Linked DNA regions of Homo sapiens: region 1 is linked to region 2. A link is a loop called in an ENCODE intact Hi-C map of the cell type or tissue named here. Cell type or tissue: mammary epithelial cell. All regions are shown on one strand.

The links. Peaks named below come from ENCODE experiments on the same cell type or tissue, not always from the same donor. Only the 100,000 strongest peaks of a DNase experiment are listed, where the experiment ranks them.
Region 1: it touches region 2 in a loop (5-fold over the local background); 1 of 110 quality-filtered maps calls a loop at or near these places.

The regions. Positions count from the first base shown.
Region 1 is chr4:187,127,968-187,130,467 of GRCh38, forward strand. LOC124900878 (a long non-coding RNA gene) reads left to right here. Exons shown (of 2, transcript XR_007058507.1): 2 at 919-1,907. Among named protein-coding and RNA genes, the nearest start is that of LINC02374, 73 kb to the right of the region's middle. RefSeq lists an enhancer at 148-1,347. In mammary epithelial cell, no CTCF peak of the experiment used is centred here; DNase peaks (open chromatin) are centred at 444 and 1,194; H3K4me3 peaks cover 631 bases; H3K27ac peaks cover 2,500 bases.
Region 2 is chr4:186,903,371-186,905,870 of GRCh38, forward strand. All of the region lies in intron 1 of LOC102723906 (a long non-coding RNA gene), which reads left to right. Among named protein-coding and RNA genes, the nearest start is that of FAT1, 180 kb to the left of the region's middle. In mammary epithelial cell, no CTCF peak of the experiment used is centred here; a DNase peak (open chromatin) is centred at 951; H3K27ac peaks cover 356 bases.

The sequences.
Region 1 (2,500 bases), 220 kb after region 2:
TGGACAGATCACGAGGTCAGGAGATAGAGAACATCTTGGCCAACATAGTGAAACCCCGTCTCTGCTACAAATACAAAAATTAGCTGGGGATGGTGGCGTGTCCCTGTAATCCCAGCTACTCAGGAGGCTGAGGCAGGAGAATCACTTGAACCAGGGAGGCGGAGGTTGCAGTGAACCGAGATCATGCCACTGCACTGCAGCCTGGGCGACAGAGCGAGACTCCGTCTGAAAAAAAAAAAAAATCAACAAAAATGAAGAGAGTATATTAAGATCTGGTTAGACGTATTAATTAGACCTACAGAGGAAATTCCTAAAGAGCCGTGCAGGCCCGTTCTTGGAGCCCTGGAAATGCACGCATTTCTTGATGCCTCTGAGGATGCCCCTCTCACTCTCTGATTGTACTTGACCTGGCAGCTGCTGACTCCGTCCTACCCCGGTTACACAGGGTTAGAGGAATGTTAATTACCCGAGGATGCTGTGTCATCCGCACAGTATCCGGGAGAAAATAACAAGGACAACTCCCTTCATCTGAGAAATACAGACATTTAGCGATATAAGTGCCACGCTCAAAGGTACTGGTGTTGTGTGGGCACATATTTGGGCAGGAATGTAGATCCTCTTATCCTACTACTATATGGGCATCTGATACATAGATGCACCCAGCCAGAGAGTGCTAACCCTGTGCCCTACTGCAGGAGGGGTCTCAGCAAGCATCTGTTCTTGTCGCAGGTAAGGACTCTGAGACCTGGAAAGGGTTACATCATTTACGTAGTTTAACACAGACAGTAAAATTTAATTGGGGATCAAAAAAAAAGTTCTAAATGTTTACTTTATGGAGTATTGTTCCTTAAAAAATTTGGATTTTTATGCTTTCTTACAACATTAAAGTACATTCACCACTTTTTCTTGTTTTCTCAGAATCTGCGACATGGATAAAATTCTATCTCTGCATCTTACAGGTATTAAAATCCAGTTCCCTGCGTGCATGCTCCAGTTTAAGTGGATGGCTGATTCTATCCCGTCATCCTGAACTTTGTAGCTTCCTTTAAGAGATGATAAATTAGGGAACAAAAGGATCTTCCTTTCCGTGACAGCAGCACTTTCGGGAGGCTGAGCATGTACCTCTGACTCAAGGCTGAGTTATTATAAGAAAAACAGAAAAGGAAGGAAGAAGGTTTTAATTTCCCACTGTTGAAGACAGTTTGTCAGGATGAGAGACAGACAGACAGAGCGTGCACAGACCTGCACTTCTCTTCGGGGATGAATAGGGCAAGTGTTTCATTCATGACGTCTTCAAAGCGTTGCCCGGAATGCAAAATGACATGGTTTTTCTGGAATACTAGTCTGTTTGAAAGGCCAAGGAAAGGTGATACATTTTGAATGCACATTTGGGTGACTTCAGGGTCTCCTTCTATAACCAGAATGGAGATGTCCCTGAAAGGCTGTCAACAGAGAAAAAAAGAATTCTGGTTAAAATTCCATTATTCCAGTTTTTTTTTTGTTGTTGTTGTTTTTTTTTTTTGCCTGCGTTGTGTAATTGAAGATGTCTTCCAAGCAGAAACAGACCCTTGTTTCATGTGGAAAAAAAAATACATAGACTAATAGACTACAGAGAAATAGAGGTAAAAAGAAGATTGCTGCCACTTCCCAGTTAAGGAATGCGTTGCTTTCACCCACCGTGGTCCCTGCTGCCTGTGACTCCAACACAAGAATCAATCCATCTGTCTTTCTGCCACCACAGACATCTCCCTAAATTGATCTAATCTTGTGTCTATTCTTAAAATTCTTCGGATTGCTTCTTGTTAATAGATAATTGAAGTTCAGTAGTACAGTCTTTCCATCTCCCTTTCCTTCCTGATTGTCAAATCACTTTGACCCAATAAATCTCACTTAATTTTTTAATTGTATGGGAATTTAAAAATGGCACATGTTTTATCATATGCCTGGGCTGCTCTACCCAACTTTTCAAAGTTCTTTCCATCCTTCAAAGTCTAGCTCAGCACCTACATCTTCAAACGGTAAAACTTCTCTAATTTTTTTGCATGAAATAAATGTGCCTATCCAATCAGGATGAGCCACTCAGATGTGTGACTGATGTCACACAGGGCTTCAAGCTCAGAAGAGCCCACCGGATGAATGGTTTATTTCTCTGCTGTTGTCATCTTGAAATTTGAAGAAGGGGCCCAGCATTTTCATTTTGCACTGGACTCACAAACGATATAGCCAGTCCTGCCTCCAGTACTCCTAAAGTTAACAATTTCATATCTCTGCTCCAATAATTCTCATCCACATTGTTGTTTTGAAGTTACCTTTGTAACTCCCACTAGATTGGGAGCTCTAGGAAGCCACAGATCTTATTTGTTGAGTTTCTACAAGTGTGGGGAAGAGTAGTGTGCACAGATTAAAGCTGCCAATGGGAAGGTAAGAATACTATCAGAGTTCATCAGAACAGAACTGAAAACAGCCAACATCTCCTGAGAATAGCAGTGCTATGTTCTGA
Region 2 (2,500 bases):
TCTTTATTTGTATAATACAATCCAAATTGGATCCGTCCTGCCTTGCCGGCCCCTTGCCCACTGCCTCATTGCCCAGGGATCTCTCAACCTCATCTCAATACACTCCCTTGCCTGGGCCCTGGCTTCTGCTTCATGAAACCCACTTTCCCCCAACCCATGTTGTTTATGGGAAGTCCTGCCCACTCCTGAAGCCTTTCCTCAGGTTCGTCTTTTCCAGAGGGACTTCCCTTATGCTTCACCATGCGCCGAGCCCTTCCCGCCCTGCTCTCCCTAGCGCTGTGTTGGTAGCTTTGCGACCGCACTGCCCATGGTTGGCTTCATGCCGTGCACATCTCTGAACCTCACTTCATGCCGTGAGCTCCTTGAACAGAGCAGAGAGGGAAGACTAGCATGAAGGGGTGATGGGGAGTCACGGCCTTAGGAGCAGGAGTCGGGAAGGTAACAATCACACAGAGATCTCTCATGTCACTACGCTGGTGTTATAATTCATGTCAGCCATGCACACGTACAATCCAGTATCTATAAGGCTTATACATATTCTTTAAAACCAAGGTTACATCTGCAATCACCATTCCATAGCATCTAGAAAGATGTAACGCCCGGCTATAAATAGGGTATACCCACAAAATATCATAGGACATTATTCAAAATCAGGATATTAAAAATTAAATCTGTTTAAAACACCTAGAAAACCCTTGAAAAACTTCTATGTAATCATTTACTTTTAATATTTGGGGAAAGAGCAGAAGAACATATGTCTGATCAAATTCACTACAACGGATTTTTTCACTTCCAGATTTACAGAATGCCTGTCACTTGCCTAAGTTCCTTGTTTAAAAAGAAAGAGACTTTTCTCCACACCACTTCTCAATATTTATTTATGCAAATGGGACATGAGTCACAAGCATGCAGAGATGAACCCTGATTTATGACAACATCAAGAAAATAGCTAAAAATATGTGTGTCTCAGGATGATTCAAAGTGCAATAGGGGAATTTCCAGTGATTTGGTAACAAATGTAGCAGCCCAACTCCCATTTATTTTTCCAGCAAATATTCCCAAGGAGCATGAAAAAATGACAGCTGCATAATCGCAACAGTTAATTTTTTCATGTTAGTTGATTCAACCTTTTTGTCAAAAAATGAGAGGAAGAATAAAGGAAAAGCAAGAGTGTAAATGGTAGATCAAATTCGCATATTAACAACTTTGGAAGTAAAAACTTCAATACTCTATCTGTAGCCAAATATTAATATTTTAGTCATTAAGCCTAATTGCGGAGAAGTTATACAATAAACAAGATGAGGCTATATTCTTGCTGAGGTATCTATGTGAAGGGTAGCACTCTAGAACTCTGGAGTTAAAAAGAACATGCAATATCCCTGAATTTGGCCTCCTACTTTGTTTGGGCAAGGATTGTCTCCAAAAACTGACCTCCGAGAAGTAGAATTTAGCCTGTTAAATACTTACAGTAATGGGTCACTCACTGCCTCTGTCTTGTTTTCGGGGCTGCTGTAACAAATTGCCACAAATTTAGTGGCATGAAAATCGCGATTTATCATCTCACAGTTCTGAAGGCCAGAAGCTCAAAGGTGTTTGGCCGGGCTGCACCCGCTACAGGGCCTGTAGTGGAGAATCCATTTGTTTCTAGTTTTTCGTGGCGTCTGGCTTCCTTAGCTAGTGCCACATTGCTCCAATCTCTGCTCCGTCTTCACATTATCTTATCCTCTGTGTGTCTCTTAAAAAGAGACTTGTTACTAAATTTAGGGATCACCCAGGTAATACAGAATGAGTTTCTCATCTCAAGATTTTTAACTTAATGACATCTACAAAGACCCCTTTTCTTTCTTTCCTTTCTTTTTTCTTTTCTTTCTTTTTTTCTGTCTTTATTTTTCTTTCTTTCTTTCTCTCTCTTTTCTTTCTCTCCTTCCTTTCTCTCTTTTCTTTCTTTCTCCTTCCTTCCCTCCTTTCTTTCCTTCTTTCCTTCTTTCTTTCTTCCTTCCTTTCTTTCTTCCTTCCTTCCTTCCTTCCTTCCTTCCTTCCTTTCTTTCTTTCTTTCTTTCTTTCTTTCTTTTTTTTTTTCTTTCTTTCTTTTTTGATGGAGTTTCACTCTTGTTGCTGAGCTTGGAGTGCAATGGTGTGATCTCAGCTCATGGCAACCTCTGCCTCCTGGGTTCAAGCGATTCTCCTGCCTCAGCCTCCCAAGTAGCTGGGACTATGGGCATGCGCCACCACGCCTGGCTAATTTTTGTATTTTTTTTTTTTTTTTAGTAGAGATGGGGTTTCTCCATGTTGGTCAGGCTGGTCTCGAATTCTCGACCTCAGGTGATCCACCCACCTCGGCCTCCCAAAGTGCTGGGATTACAGGTGTGAGCCACATCGCCCAGCCAAACACCCCTTTTCAAAATAAGGTCACATTCACAGGTTCTAGGGATCAGGACATGGACATATCTTTCTGGGGGCCACCATCTAGCCATTGCCACCTCCAAAGGCAAGACATACA